Regions from separate parts of the Homo sapiens genome. Here region 2 is linked to region 1. The links are chromatin loops, found by intact Hi-C in ENCODE. Cell type or tissue: Calu3. All regions are shown on one strand. Links, peaks and the distances in the headings refer to the core of each region. The heading gives the core; the rest is flanking DNA.

Region 1 (8,337 bases), core at 328-8,327:
CTAAAACGGAAAAAGACAGCTTAGTACTGGTTGAGTTGATGAGCTGTTTAATAAGAGAAAGTTAGTAACTAACCTGTTGCAAATTACGTTTTAATGTGTTTATTAGCACATTTAGATATTTTGTATTTCATTCTTCTAATTTCTGCATAGCATACAGGTGTATTAAGGATTAAAAGAAAATCAGAGTGTTCATGTGTCATTTCTGCCCCCTTACTATTCATGCAGCAGGCTCCAGGAATGTTAGAGGTTAAGGAGGTTGGGTTTCTGTACCTCCTATTTCCCACCTGTAGATCCATAGCAACAGTGGATCAGGGCAGGAAGCAAGCACATAAAGTGGAGTTTCCCTTCTAGTTCGTATCTTTGAGAAGAAACTATAGTGTTTCCAGGAGTGAATGATGGCATAGACTAGGACTTAAGAGACATGATGACGTAGCTTTCGTCTGGGTGCCTCTACTGAGTGCTTATATGACCTTAGGAGCCTCACTTTCCTCATCTATAAAGTGGAGTGGCTAGACTGAGTGATTTCTTAAGTCTTTTTTAGCTCAAACATTTTATGATTCTGAGATTATAAATAATACATTTTATATTAAGTTATATTAAATTACCCAGCTGACTTAGCCTGATAATCTGTATTTCTCTTTTCTTTCTTTTACAAAATTATATAGAACTGCTATGATCTTCTGGTCAGAAAGAAAAGACTTATTGTTCTCTTCAGCCACTGGTTACTTCATGCCTATGGAATAATCTCCATTTCCAGAGTGGATAAACTTGAGCAAGATTTGCCCCTTTTGGCTTTGGTACCTACACCAGCCCTTTTTTACTTGTTCACTGCAAAATTTACCGAACCTTCAAGGATACTCTCAGAAGGAGCCAATGGACACTGAGTGTAGACATGTGAAATGCCAAAAACCTGAGAAGTGCTCCTAATAAAAAAGTAAATCAATCTTAACAGTGTATGAGAACTATTCTATCATATATGGGAACAAGATTGTCAGTATATCTTAATGTTTGGGTTTGTCTTTGTTTTGTTTATGGTTAGACTTACAGACTTGGAAAATGCAAAACTCTGTAATACTCTGTTACACAGGGTAATATTATCTGCTACACTGGAAGGCCGCTAGGAAGCCCTTGCTTCTCTCAACAGTTCAGCTGTTCTTTAGGGCAAAATCATGTTTCTGTGTACCTAGCAATGTGTTCCCATTTTATTAAGAAAAGCTTTAACACGTGTAATCTGCAGTCCTTAACAGTGGCGTAATTGTACTTACCTGTTGTGTTTCAGTTTGTTTTTCACCTATAATGAATTGTAAAAACAAACATACTTGTGGGGTCTGATAGCAAACATAGAAATGATGTATATTGTTTTTTGTTATCTATTTATTTTCATCAATACAGTATTTTGATGTATTGCAAAAATAGATAATAATTTATATAACAGGTTTTCTGTTTATAGATTGGTTCAAGATTTGTTTGGATTATTGTTCCTGTAAAGAAAACAATAATAAAAAGCTTACCTACATAAAATTTCAATGTTTTGACACTTAATTGTTGTTTGGCACAATAGTATGGAAGTAATTCAAACTGGTAAATAGTTTCCTCTCATATCTCGGGTATATATACATACCATATTTTATTGATCCAGAGATACTTATTTCACTTTGTGACATCTCTGAATTAGGATGCATCTTACAACTGATGGCTTATTAGATTTAATGAAATACAGAAGATACACAGAATAAAAAGGGTTTTCCTGTGGTTGGTTTGTGGTTTGTGATAGGTGTTCTGTGATGTTTATGCTTTGAAGGCCTTAAGACTCATGGTTGCAACCATGGAAGCAAAATGAAATTTTTAGCTCTTAACCTAACAACCTGACCATGTTTATCCATTTTTATTGTTTAGAAGTTTATTTACTGATACTTGGTGGAGGTTGTGTGAATTAGTTAAATTTTAAATGTTTAAGACTTCTATTAACAGCTGCAAAATATGAAAGTAAGTGCACTCACTTTTCCTGTAGTAGTCTGTCTTTTGAATTCACAGCAGTTGTATCCTTGAGTTACTTTGTTAATGTATTTTTCTCAGTACATTTAACCACTGGGAAATGAACCCTTGTACGAATGTGTTTCTTCTTCTCTGTAGGAATAAAAAATAAATATAAAAATTTTATTTGTATTGCACACATTTGGGGGGTTATTAGTGTTCATTAAAATTCTGAGTTGCCCAAAGAATCCTCAATTGAGTAATTGTATAATCGGGGTAGAGTAGGGAGGGGTGTCATGTGTCTGATTACTAGGACTATATCTTCTGGTCCACTTGGGGCCATTTTTACAATCATTTTTTTCATATGTCCTGTTCTAGCAGAAAAGTATATATGCAAAAGAAGAAATTACAATTACAAGGCCTCACGGGCAAATAATTTCCACAATACTTAATATGTATCTGCATTTTTAATTTGCTTTGGTAAAAATAAGACTAGAACAACTTATAGCCACTGTAGTTGCTAATTTTACTAAATAATTTGTTAAAACGTGGTCATAAGAAATTTAAAAATCAACCCTTGTCTTTGTTAAGTTTTGACTTAGGCCCTTGTAGCACATCACAATCCTTATCACTACAGTGTATGGTACTTTTGCTAACCAGTCCTGAAGAGGTAATTTAAAAGTCAAAATACAGGTTGAATATCTCATATTCAAAAATGCTTGAGACCAGAAGTGTTTCGAATTTCGGGTATTTTCAGATTTTGGAATATTTGCATTATACTTACAGTTCAGTATCCGTAATCCTAAAATCTGAAATCTTAAATTCTCAAAGAGGATTTTCTTTGAGCGTCATATTGGTGCTGAAAAAGCTTTGAGTTTTGGAGCACTTTGGATTTTTGGATTTTCAGACCAGGGATACTAAATCTGTGTTTTCTTGATTAATTTGGGTCAGTTAGTTGATAAATTTAATAACTACCTTGTTATATATTTGTCTAAAACTATTAGTTTGCGAGACTATTGCACATTGAAGCCATCTGGAGAGATTTAAAAAAATAATGCCTGGGCCCCACACCCAGAGATTCATGTTGAATTGGTCTGTGTTTGAGCACAGGGATTTTTTTTTTTTTTTCTTTTTTTTTTTTTGAGACAGTGTCTCGCTCTGTCACCCAGGCTGAAAGTGCAGTGATGCGATCTCGGCTCACTGCAACCTCCACCTCCTGGGTTCAAGTGATTCTCATGCCTCAGCCTCCCAAGCAGCTGGGATTATAGGTGCCCGCCATGACACCCAGCTAATTTTTGTATTTGTAGTAGAAATGGGGTTTCACCCTGTTGGTCAGGCTGGTCTTGCACTCCTGACCTCAAGTGATCTGCTCACCTCAGCCTCCCAAAGTACTGGGATTAGAGGCATGGGCCACCACACCCAGCTGAGCACAGGGGTTTTTTAAAATCTCCAGGTGATTCTAATGTTTGAGAACCACTGATCTAAACTCCTCCTATTTCAGATCTTAATTTTTCCAAGAGACAAGTACTAGGCAAATGATTTTCTTTCTTCTCACTGAAATTTTGATTCTGCTTTAATTATAAGGAGGTGTTTTTCTAGACTTAATCAAAATGTAGATGATTGTATCAAGCCCCTCATCACAATAACAGAGATAACTTTGACAGTTATATACATTGATTTTTTTAATGTTTCTTTTAAAGTACCTCATCCTAAAAATGTCTTCCATAGCCCATGTATCAATATATTTGGTTAATACACAAATTATTTATGTAACCTAACATAATATATGATGTAATACTCAAGGACTTTTGTAATTTTAAGACAAAATTCTTTTTACTTTAAAAATAACTGTACTAAGTTACTGTTTAGCTTACATATACACTAAGAATTAACTTATTTACCTTTGATTTACAAGAAATAAAATTAAGGCAAAAAGTAAGTTTTTAGTAATTAGTTTTCAGGAAGAAGTCTGGCCTTTAATGTTCTGACAAGCCTATTCCACACTTGCTGGTTGGTTCCCCCAGCAGATCTCCACTCAGCCTTGCTACTTGGCAGTTCTTGACCAGCTTATGTCTGTGCTTCTCCTTTGGGAAGATATCCCTGTGTACTCCAACATCCAATAAGACACAGCTTTACCCTCTGATAGCCACTTTCTAGAAGGAATCCAATGTATTTTCATCAGCTCTTCAATTGTCTTGTTTCTCACAGGGTATGCACTTTAAGGTTCAGGGCCTGGAGTTTATTCAACTTTGTCACTGTAACATCTGCTCCAGTGTCAGGCTCCAAAGTGCCCAATGTTAATGAAGCTAGTGCAGTGATCCTGGAGAGGGCAGGACCTGCAGGGCTGCAGTGACTATCATGGCCAGAAGAGGACAGTAGAGGGGTGCTGAACTGAGATAAGGGCTTCTCCAGAAGTCCTGTGGCAGAACCCATTCAACAGGGAACATTCAAAAGCTGGGAGGTTACAGGTGGCTCAGAGATGGCCAAGGACTTGAATAGTAAATTCAGATTTTACTATCACCTCTCCAGGAGGGTGGTAGGTTTCAGGGATCTGATGAGTGCCTAATATGGGTCTGGTGTTTTATAACTCCTGTTAGTTTTATCAGTGGTATTTTACAACTGGGGAGACTGAGGAGTGGAGGTTAGATAACATGTAAGAAGCAGAGCTTAGCTGGCATGGTGGCTCACACCTGTAGGGAGCTGAAGGCCTGTGGGATGTGACCAACTCAGCATTCCGCTGGAGGCTATATGACCAAACAGCAAACTGTTTATCATGAACGCAGGATGTGAGCAAACTCACACTGCCTTGCCACCAAAAGGTTTGCTGAGGGCCTCACTCCCTGGCACTGGGTTCCTTGAAGTTACCTATTGAGAAATCTAGTGCCTATTGTTCTAAGAATGCAGTCTTACAAGCCTGCTGTGAATCAAGCTGCTGGCGGACAATCACCCCCGACCCCCCACACACCTCACTATCTCTTTTGCTTAATAAATACAGAGGGCTGTGTAAAGTTCAGGGCACTTGTCCACTAGAGGCAAGGTGCCCCCTGACCCCTTCTTCCAAATATACTCTCTTGTCTTTGTCTTTTATTCCCGCGTTCGCCCCGCTTTGTTTAGTCCAATAGGTCCATGGCACACACATATAATCCCAGCACTTTAGGAGGCTGAGGCAGGAGGATTGCTTGAGCTCAGGAGGTCAAGACCAGCCTGGTCAACATGGCATAACCTCGTCTCCAAAATACACACACACACACACACACACACACACACACACACACTGCAGCCAGGCACAGTGGCACGTGCCTGTAGTCCCTGCTACTTGGGAGACTGAGGTGAGAGGATTGCTTGAGACTGGGAGGCAGAGGTTGCAGTCCAACCTGGGCAACAGGGTGAGAGGCCCTGTCTCAAAAAAAAAAAAAAAAAAAAGAGAGAAAAGCAAGTAATCCTGGCTGCTATGGTCTGAGAGTTTGTGTCTCCTCCAAAATTCCTATGTTGAAACAATCTCCAGTGTGTATTAGGTGTGGCCTTTGGGAGGTGATTAGGTCTTGGGATTCGTGCCCTTATCAAAGAGGCCCCAAAGTGCTGCCTTACCCCTTAAATGATTTGAGGACACAATGAGGAAGCACCATTCTATGAACCAGAAAGTGGGCCCTCAGCAGAAGCCAAACCTGCCAGTGCCTTGATCTTGGACTTCCCAGCCTCCAGAACTGTGATAAATAAATTCGTGTTATTTATAAGCTACCCAGTGTACAGAATGTTATGGTAGCCCGAACGAACTAAGACAGTGCCTGGCTCCATTGCTATAGCAAGTTCTGCATAAACAGCCTCTGCTTATTCTCATTTGGGTGGTCTTTTTATTTACACACTGCCAGTCTCTACTTGTCATAGATTATCCATCAGACCTCAAAATATATGAAAAAGGAAATATGATATTAGTAATTCAGTGAAACTTTCTCTAAGAGTCTATTTAAATTTGTTGCAACACAAAGATTCCATCGGGTTTCAGATAAAAACAGAAGATTAATTCATGTGAAGACAGTGCCCTTGACACTTACAGATGATTTAGCTCTCAAAATTTTGCTTGATCTATAGTTGGAAGGAATGGTCTGGCCTAGCAAAGGAAATACAAATAGAAGCAAGGCCCACAAAGGATCCTTTATGCATTCGTACATCATAAGTATCACCAGGCTCATCATGATCACCAGGCAGGACCATCAAAATGACTTTGCAGCTAAGAGGGTTTACCCACAAAGTTCTTCATTGGCCACTGAAACGTTATTTCTTCTGTCAAGCAATGCCCCAGAACACAGGTTTTCCCAAATACTGGAATGTTTTTAATCTTATCACTATCCCTCTTTTTACATTTATTTTAAGACAGGGTCTCACTCTGTCATCCAGGCTGGAGTGCAGTGGCACAATCATGGCTAACTGCAGGCTCGACCTCCCAGGCTCAAGCAATTCTCCCATCTCAACCTTCCGAGTAGCTGAGGCAGAGGCACTACCATACCCTGCTAACTTTAAAATTATTTTTGTAGAGACAGGGTCTCATTATGTTGCTCAGGCTGGTCTCGAACACTTGGTCTCAAGCAATCCTCCTGCCTCAGCCTCCCAAAGTGCTGGGATTATAACCATGAGTCACTGCATGCAGCTCTTTTTACTTTTATCCCATTTTACTTTCTACATCCTACCTTCAAAATTGCTTATCTAGTGATTATGCTCTTTAAAATTAAGCCTTGATAAGCACAAATAGATTTGTACACTTGCCAGATGACAGTATTCTTGTTTCATCACTCCATCTCTCTTCTAAACTCTGTTCTCTTTCCTTCTCCCAAGCTCCCTCTACCCCCACATCCCATCTTCCCAGATGATTCTGTCACTGGGACCTCTGGGCTGTACCTGTGCAAGGACTCACCTTCAATTCTCACCACTGCCCTAATCTGGAGAGTTCTGTGGCTATGTCTAACATGACATTATTGTGGGGATTGAGGATGAAGCTGATACGCCTCTGGAGAGACTGGACTGCTTGCTCATGAGTCAAGCATGTTAGATATGATGTGTTAACATCTCAGAAGCCCCCGCAGCCATCACTAGATTTTTCTGAGAAGGTAACAGTTGCTATTTTTAATGCTAAACTCAGTTCAGGAAGAAAATGTAAAATTATATTCAACTTCTGTTTAAGAAGACTAAAAAATGTGTAAAAGAGTTTAAAAAGCCTTCTCTGGAAAAATGTTTAAAATAAACTTTTTAAAAAAATTATAAAGAAGATTTAGTTATCTAGAAAATTCTCTTAGGTGAAAGGCAGAATTGGATAACACTACAAGAGTATTCAACCCCAAATAAGTATCAATGTTCAATTGAATGTTTGTGGCATAATTGGGGATAACTAAGTCACTTAGTTGACACGTTTTTTCTTCTTTTGATGTTACCAGCTATATAGTAAAATAGCAGGAAGTCCCATGTTACCAAAGCTCTAAGCTGTTGCTTACTAAGAAGGTCCATTGGTGATTCCTGTTCCACAAGCAAACGCAGCCCTTCAAGACTCCCTCGTAGCCATGTACTGACATGCTGCATTTTTTCATCTCTTTCACGCAGCTTGTCTGTTAGATTGTTTATGTCTTGCAAGGTCTCTTCACCATTGTCCACCAAGATCTAAAGAAATGGCATTTTAGGCTGTGTCAATATAAATTGCTACAACATAAATAAATACACATTCTAAGTGGATCATGTCCAAAAAAAAATATTATATATGCATAATTGGTATCAGTCATAAAAATAAGTGCTTGTGTACACAGCCAATTCACAAAGTTCTGTACATAATCTTGGAAAAATGGATTATGAAGTGAGAAGAATAATGGAATGCTCACTGAACTCAAATTTTTAAGTGGATAATGGTAGCCATGGTGGTGGCAGCATAAAAAGCTAGTTTCACCCTCAGAGAAGCACAGAGCTGAAGAGATTCAGCCTAACAGAAGGAACTTTGGAATCAGGCAGGATCTGGGTTGTAAATTCCCATACGTTCATGAACTGTTTGGTCTTGGACAAGTTACATAAACCCTCTGGGCCTCCGCAGCTCCATGTGAAAAAGACATTTTAACGCTTTCCTAGTCCAGTGTTTTAATACTTAAATGAGGATTATGTGTAAACTTTAAATACTTAGAAAGTGGCAGAGCCAGGATTTTGACCCCAGCCTATCTGACTCTGAAGTGGGGAGGGTGCAGATGTTGCACTGGTAAAACATGAAGAGGTAAGGAGTCCAGAACTGACAACTTTGTCCTGAACCAAAATGTGTTCATTTGGGGCATGCAAAAAACAGTCTTTCCCACCTTATCTGAGTGGTAGAGTGGGAAGACAGTTTCCCAAAGAATT
Region 2 (8,337 bases), core at 137-8,136, 180 kb after region 1:
AAATAAGAAGCATGTTTAGACTCAAAGAAAGGAAACTGTGATCTCGTATCACTAAATCCCCTACCACTCAACAGAAAAAAGCTGTAGGCATTAAGATTCAATAAATTCTCTAATTTCACTTTTCTTCATGCTTTATAGGTCATATTCAGCTACTACAATTTCTTATGTTTTATACTGTATTCCATCCTCTTCCCTGAATTTAGTTTTGTTAGGATTACCTCCTTGAGATTTTTTTTATATGGGGTACTTGAGCAATAAAGTTGCAAAGTTTAAATGTCAGAAAATATCTTGATTTTGCTTATACGAATAATAGTTTGGGTGGGTATAGAAGTCTAAGTTCAAAATAGTTTTCTCCATAGAAATCTGAAATCATTCTGTACTGTCTTCTCATGTACAGTGCTGCTGATGAGAAATATAATACGTGCCTGATTCTCATCTCTTCAGTCCTTGTTCTCCATTCTTTATTCTCTCCACTCTGAAAATTTTAAAAAGTAACTTTATCCCATGATCAAGTGGGATTCATCCCAGGGATGCAAGAACGGTTCAACATATGCAAATCAATAAATGTAATACATCACATTAACAGAATGCAGGATAAGACCCATATGATAATTTTAGTAGATGCAGAAAAAGCATTTAATAAAACTTAATATGCTTTCATGATGAAAACTCTCAACAATTAGGAATGTACCTCAACACAATAAAGGCCATATATGACAAACTCACAGCTAACATCATACCGAACGGGAAAAGTTGAGAGCTTTTCTTCTGAGACCTGGAACAAGACAAAGATGACCACTCTTGTCACTTCTGTTCAACACAGTACTAGAAGTTTGAGCCAGACCAATTAGGAAAAGAGGAAGAAATAAAAGGCATCCAAATCTGAAAGGAAGAAGCTAAATTGTCTCTCTTTGAAGACAACATGAACTTGTATATAGAAAAGTCTGAAGACTCCACCAAAAAAACTGTTAGATCTAATAAATGAATTTAGTAAAGTTGCAGGAAACAAAATCACATACAAAAATGAGTAGCATTTCTATACATTAACAGTGAATTATCTGAAAAATAAATCAAGAAAATATTCCCCTTTACAATAACTACAAAAACATATTAGGAATAAATTTAACCAAGGAGGTTAAATGTATATCTCTACACTAAAGACTGTAAAACATTGATGAAAGAAATTGAAAAAGACACAAATAAATGGAAAAAGATCTCATATTCATGAATTAGAAGAATTAATATTGTTAACATGTCCATCCTACCCAAAAGCAGTCTACAGATTCAACACAATCCCTGTCAAAATACCAATGACCTTCTTCAAAGAAATAGAAAAAACAAACCAGAAATCTGTGTGTGACCACAACAGATCCCAAATACCTAAAGCAATCCTGAGCAAAAAATAACAAAGCTGGAGGCATCACACTACCTGACTTCAAAATGTACTACTATAAAGCTATAGGAACCAAAACTGCATGGTACTGGCATAAAAACAGACAGATAAACCAATGGAACAGAATAGAAAGCCCAGAGATAAATCCATGCATTTATGGCCAACCAATTTTTGACAAAGGTGCCAGAAACACACAGCGGGGAATGAACAGTCTCTTCAATAAATGGTGTTGGGCAAACTGGATTTCCACAGGCAGAAAAGTGGAAAATTGTTATCTCTCACCATATACAAACATCCAGTCAAAATACATTAAAGACTTAAACATAACACTTGAAACTATGAAACTACTAGAAGAAAATTTAGGGAGAAAGCTCTGTGACACTGGCCTGGGCGATTATTTTTTTGGATATGACCTCAAAAGCACAGGCAACACAAACAAAAACAAAAAAATGAAATGATATCGAATTTAAAAAACTTCTGCAAAGCAAAGGAAACAGTCAACAGAATGAAGAGACTACCTACAGAGTAGGAGAAAATATCTGCAAACTATACCTCTGATAAGGAGTTACTATTCAAAATGTATAAGGATTGTTTTCCAAGATGGTGAATGTTAAAGCATGTCTCAGCCAGTTGGAAATAGCAAGATACTGCATTAAGACAGTGCATAAAGATAAGCTTTAATTCACAAAGTAAATGAGAATCCACTAGATTTATGAAGGACACCCCAGATCTCTAGGAGGAAAACGTGGGCAAACAGCCCTCGTGACAGTGTCTGTCTGATAAACATAAGTGAAGCCCCAGCACATGAGAGGAGCAGAGAGCCTCCTCTGTGACTCACCTTTCCACTGGGGATCTGAGCAGCCCAGGTTAAGGAACAGCATTATGTTTCTCCAAGCCCTGGAGGTAACTTGGGGAAAGGCTTGGAAATGCTATGAGGGAAAGACGCTGGGAAAAGCTGCAGACATTTTCTGAGGCCTGGAACCAAGAACAGGACACCATTTTTAATCCAGGCACATTCAAAGGCAGCCATTCTTTAGTGACCTGGCAGCATGGCCACTTAGGCATTTTATAATAGTCTTAGGTCAGAGACTGAAGTGCCTGCTCTGGAGTTGGGTAGTGGCCTCTGCAACCAGAGCTATGGAAAGTGCCTCAGCAGGAGGTGCTGGAATTGTGCTTTCTCCTGTTGCAGGCCCGGGGTGGGAGGAGAGCCGCTACAGCTGCATCTCATCTGGGTGATGAGACTTGTAAGCCAGGGCTAGCTTGGCAACCTGGAACCAGTCTGCACGTGTCATTGCTGGGTGTCCCAGCCTGCTCCCCTGAGATCATGGTGGCAGGGTCCTCTCTGCTCCATCCCCAGGCAGAAATCCAGGCATTTGGAGCATCTGCTTGCCTGCGCCAGCAGTCTGAGCCACCCCACCCTTCATGGATATAGATCATGGTGCAGAAGGACCCTCTCCACTCCATGCCTAGGCAGATCTCCAGGAATTCAGAGCACCCCCTTGCCTGGATCAGTAGTCGGAGCCAGCCTATCCTTCCTGTGCATAGATCATGGTATGAGGGGCCCTCTCTGCTCTACATGTAGGCAGATCTCCAGGCATTCAGAGCACCTGCTCCCAAAGACTAGTAGCTTGAGTCAGCCCATCCTTCCTGTGCAGAGATCCTGGTACAGCAGGCGTCTCTCCATTTTATGCCCAGGTGGATCTCCAGGCATTTGGAGCTTCTGCTCACCTAGTTCAGCAGCCTAAGCTGCCCTACCTTTCCTGTGCAAAGGTGCAGACACAAGTTCAAAGAGGTTCCTTCCACTTCACATCCAAGCAGATCTCCAGGCATTCAGAGCACTCACTTACCTGGATTAGCATCCTGACCCATTGTACCATTCCTATACAGAGATCCTGGTACAGGGGGGTCCTCTTCACTTCATGCCCAGGCAAATCTCCAAGCATTTGGAGCACCTGCTTGCCTGGTCAGCAGCCTGAGTCATCCTATCACTCATGTGCAGAGATCTTGGTGAAGGGGGGCCTTCTCTGTTTCATGCCCAGGCAGACCTCCAGGCATACAGAGAGCCTGTTTGCCTAGGATTGGCAGCCTGAACCACCCCACCATTCCTGTGAAGAGATATTGCTAAAGGGGCACCCTCTGTGCTCTCTATGCCCAAGCAGATATCCAAGAATCTTGAGCACCTGCTCATGTAGAACAGAAGCCTGAGCTGCCCCACTATTCTAGGCAGAGATCCTGGTGCACAGGGGCCCTCTCTACTCGATGCTCAGGCAGATCTCCAGGCATTCAAAGCACCTGTTCTCCTGGATTAGCAGCTAGAGCCACCCCACCTTCTTTGTGCAGAGATTCTGGTGCAGTAGGGTCCTCTACGGTCCATTCCCAGGCAGATCTCCAGCCATCTGGAACACTCACTCTCCTGGATTAGGAGTTTCAGCCACTCCCCACCACCATGCAGAGACCTTGAGGCCTAGGAGGTTTCCCAGCTCCAAAACTAGGCACACCTCTGGGTACGTGGTGGCTGCCCACTGGGTTCTCCTTTGGCGCTGGTGCTCGTGCATGCCATCAGAGGGCCTGTAAAGCCTGCCTAGTCCAACCCCACCCATTTGCCACCTGTCCCACCCCTTCCAGGGCTGAGCAGGGAGCTCAGACCAATGTGCACACCATAAACCAGCCCATTGCTTGAGGCAACAGAGAACTTCTCCCGGTAAGCAAGGCTATACCCAGCCACATTGGCCACAGACAGCTCCTACCCATAGGCACCATCTACTGGCTTGAGGTTGAACTGCACAGCCCAAGATAAGACCTGTCAGCAGAAGTGCATAGGGCTATAGAAGCAAAGCCAAAATATACTACCCAGCCTTCTCTGTAATCACATCCTCCAGGGAGGGGGTGAAAGGGAAAGGGAAAGAAAGAAAACAACAATAATATTATAGGGAAAGACAGAAAAAGAAAAAACCCCAACCACACAAAAATAATGACAAAAATTAGAAACGCCAGCATTTCCAGATGGGAAGGAACAAATGCAAGAATTCCAGCACTATGACAAATCTGAATGCAGTTACACCACCAAAAGATTACACTAGCTCTCCAGCTATGGTCCCCAACCAAAATGGAAACTCAGAAATGACACGTAAAGAATTAAAAGCATGGTTGCAAGGAAGCTCAACAAGATCCACGACAAGGTTGAAAATCAACACAATGAAACTTCTTAAGCAATCCAGGAAATGTAGGAAGAGATAAATATCTTAAAAAAAACCAGAACTTCTATAATTGAAAAACTCATTTAAGAAATTTCAATATAAAATTGAAAGCTTCATCAATAGACCAGACCAAGCAGAAGAAAGAATTTCAGTGCGTGAAGACCAGTCTTTTTAACTAACACAGTCAGACAAAAATAAAAAAGGTAATTTTAAAAAGTGAACAAAGTCTTTTAGAAATATGGGATTAGGTAAAGTTACTAAACCTATGAATTAGTGGCATTTCTGCAGAGACGGAAAGTCAACAATCTAGAAAACATATTTAAGGGAATAATTCAGAAAAATTTCCTCAATCTTGCTAGAGAGGTAGATATCTGGATACGAGAAATCCAGACAACACCTGTGAGATACTATACAAGATAAACATCATGAAGGCATATAGTCACCAGACTGTCAAAGGTCAACACTAAAGAAAAAATCTTAAAGCCAGCTGGAAAAAAGGGTCAGAACATGTATAAAGAGAACCCCATCAGCTAACAGCGGACTTCTCAGCAGAAACCTTACAAACCAGGAAAGATGGGGAGCCTATTTTTAGCATTCTTAGAGAAAAGAAATTCCAACCAAGAACTTCATATCCCACCAAACTAAGCTTCATAAGTGAAGGAGAGATAGATTTTTTCCAGACAAACAAGCACTAAGGGAATTCACTACTATTAGACCAACCTTACAAGCGATCTTTGAGAGAGTTCTAAACATAAAAGCAAAAGAATGAATGATACCTGTTACCACAAAAATAAACTTAAGTACACAGCCCACAGACCCTATAAAGCAGCTACACAATAGAAACTACAAAGCAACCAGCTAACAACTTCACAACAGGATCAAAACCTCACATATCAATATTAATCTTGAATGTAATTTCCTTTTTTTTTTTTTGGTAGAGATGGGATCTTGTTATGTTGAACAGGATGGTCTTGAACTCTTGACCTCAAGTTATACTCCTGCCTTGGCCTCCCAAAGTGCTGGGATTACAGGCATGATCCACCACACACAGCCTTAACCTAGAATGCAAATGCCCTAAACACCTCACTTAAAAGGCACAGAGTGGCAAGTTGAATTTTTAAAAAAGTACATCAGTCTGCTGTCTTCAAGAGACCCATCTCACACATAATGACACAGATAGGATCAAAGGAAAGGGTCAAAGAAAGATCTATCATGCAAAAGGAAAACAAAGAGCGGAGGTGGGGGGGGGTCATTATCCTTATATCATATAAGAATAAAAAAGGGCAAAAATGGCATCACATAATTATAAAGCATTCAATTCAACTAGAAGCTTAACTATCCTAAATATATATGCACCCAACATTGGAGCACCCAGATTCATAAAATAAGTACTTCTAGACCTACAAAAGACTTAGCCACATAAATAATAGTAAGGGACTTCAAAACCCTACTGACAGTATTAGATAATAGAGGCAGAAAACTAATGAAGAAATTCTGGGCTTAAATTCAACATTTGACCCACTAGGCCTAATAGACATCTACAGAATACTCCAACCACCAACCACAGGATATATATCGTTCTCAGCTGGACAAGAAACATACTCCAAGACTGACCACATGTTTGGCCATAAAGCAAGTCTCAATAAATTCAAAAAAATCTAAATCATACCACCCATACTCTGGACCACAGTACAGGAAAAATAAAAATAAACACCAAGAAGATCTCTCAAAACCATATAACTGCATGGAAATTAAACAACTTACTCCGAATGACTTTTGGGTAAAGAACAAAATTAAGGTATAAAGAAAAAAAATTTTTGAAATAAATGAAAACAGAGACACAGCATACCAAAATTTGTGGAATGGAGCAAAACCAGCACTAAGAAGAAAGTTTAAGGTGCTAAATGCCTACCTCAGAAAGGCAGATATCAACTTAACAATCTAATATCCCACCTACAGGAACCAAAAAAGTGAGAACAAAGTAACCCAAAAGCTAGAAGAGGAAAAGAAATAACTAAAATCAGAGCAGAACTGAACAAAGTTGAGACCCAAAAATCCATGCAAACCTAACAAACCCAAAAGTTGGATTCTTGAAAACATAAACAAAATTGATAGCCCACTAGCTAGATTACCACAGAAAAAGAGAGAGAAGATCCAAATAAGCACAATCAGTAGCAAAAAAAGTTACATTACAACTGATCCCACAGAAATATAACAAATCCTCAGAGACTATTATGAACACTTCTATGCACACAAACAAGAACATCTAGAGGAAATGGATACATTTCTGGAAACACACAACCTCCCAAGACTGCATCAGGAAGAAACTGAAACCCTGAATACACCAATATCAAGTTCTGAAGTTGAAGTTAGTAATTAAAACATGTACCAACCAAAGCCCCAGACCAGACTGATTCACACCCAAATCCTACCAGACATACAAAGAACAGCTGGTACCAATTCTACTGAAACTATTCCAAAACATCGAGGAGGGGGGACTCCTCCCTAACTCATTCTATAAAGACACCATCACCCTGATATCAAAACCTGGCAAAGACACAACGAAAAAAGAAAACTACAGACCAAATATTACTGATAAACATAGATGCAAAAATCCTCAGCAAAATAATAGCAAATCAAACCCAGCAGGTCATCAAAAAATTAATTCACCAAAATCAAGTGGGCTTTATTCCTGGGACACTGGGTTGATTTAACATATGTGCATTAATAAATATGATTCACTACATAAACAGAATTAAAAACAAAAACCATCTAATCATCTCAATAGACACAGAAAAAGCTTTGGATAAAATCCAACATTGCTTTATGATAAAAACTCTCAAAAAACTAGAAGCATCAAAGGAACATACCTCAAAATAAAAAGGGCCATCTCTGACAAACACACAGCCAACATCATATTGAACAGGCAAAAGCTGGAAGCATTACCCCTGAGAACTGGAACAAGAAAAGGATGCCCATTCTCACCACTCCAATATAGTACTGGAAGTACTAGCCAGAGCAAACAGACAAAAGAAAGAAATAAAAGACATTCAAACAGGAAAAAGGAAGTCGAACTATCTCTCTTTGTAGACAATATGATTCCATACCTAGAAAACCCTAAAGACTCTGCCAAAAGACTTCTGGAACTGATAAATGACTTCAGTAAAGTTTCAGGATACAAATTCCATGTACAAAAATCAGTAGCATTTCTATACATCAATAACATTCAAGCTGAGAGCCAAATCAAGAATTGCTTCAAAAAATTAAAATACCTAGGAACACATCTAACCAAAAAGGTGAAAGATCTCCACAAGGAGAACTGCAAAACACTGCTGAAAGAAATTATAGATGACATTAAAAAATGGAAAAGTATTTCATGCTCATGGATTGGAAGAATCAATATCATCAAAATGGCCATACTGCCCAAAGCAGTCTATAGATTCAATGGTATTCCTAGGAGCTACCAATGACATCTTTCATAGATCCAGAAAAAATGATTCTAAAATTCATATGGAACCAAAAAGAGCCTGAAGAGCCAATGCAATCCTAAGCAAAAAGAATAAAGCTGGAAGCATTATATTGCCCAACTTCAAACTATACTGTAAGGCTATAGTAACCAAAACAGCATGGTACTGGCACAAAAATAGACATATATAACAATGGAACAGAATAAAGAACCCAGAAATAAAACTGCACACCTACAGCCATCTGATATTCAACAAGGTTGATATATCTTAAATAGAAAAT

Evidence for each region. Hi-C counts contacts between places; a loop is a spot of excess contacts. Peaks named below come from ENCODE experiments on the same cell type or tissue, not always from the same donor. Only the 100,000 strongest peaks of a DNase experiment are listed, where the experiment ranks them.
Region 2: it touches region 1 in a loop (5-fold over the local background); 11 of 110 quality-filtered maps call a loop at or near these places.

The regions. Positions count from the first base shown.
Region 1 is chr14:59,503,189-59,511,525 of GRCh38, forward strand. It overlaps JKAMP (JNK1/MAPK8 associated membrane protein), which reads left to right. Exons shown (of 7, transcript NM_016475.5): 7 at 666-2,222. The coding sequence ends at 884. It overlaps CCDC175 (coiled-coil domain containing 175), which reads right to left. Exons shown (of 20, transcript NM_001164399.2): 19 at 7,458-7,620; 20 at 1,879-2,127. The coding sequence ends at 2,051. It also overlaps a transcript of L3HYPDH not described here. Among named protein-coding and RNA genes, the nearest start is that of JKAMP, 23 kb to the left of the region's middle. In Calu3, for the core only: a CTCF peak has its summit at 4,335 (motif pointing right); a DNase peak (open chromatin) is centred at 4,333.
Region 2 is chr14:59,684,475-59,692,811 of GRCh38, forward strand. The region is part of intron 3 of RTN1 (reticulon 1); the gene reads right to left. Among named protein-coding and RNA genes, the nearest start is that of MIR5586, 42 kb to the left of the region's middle. In Calu3, for the core only: a CTCF peak has its summit at 4,130 (motif pointing left); a DNase peak (open chromatin) is centred at 4,147.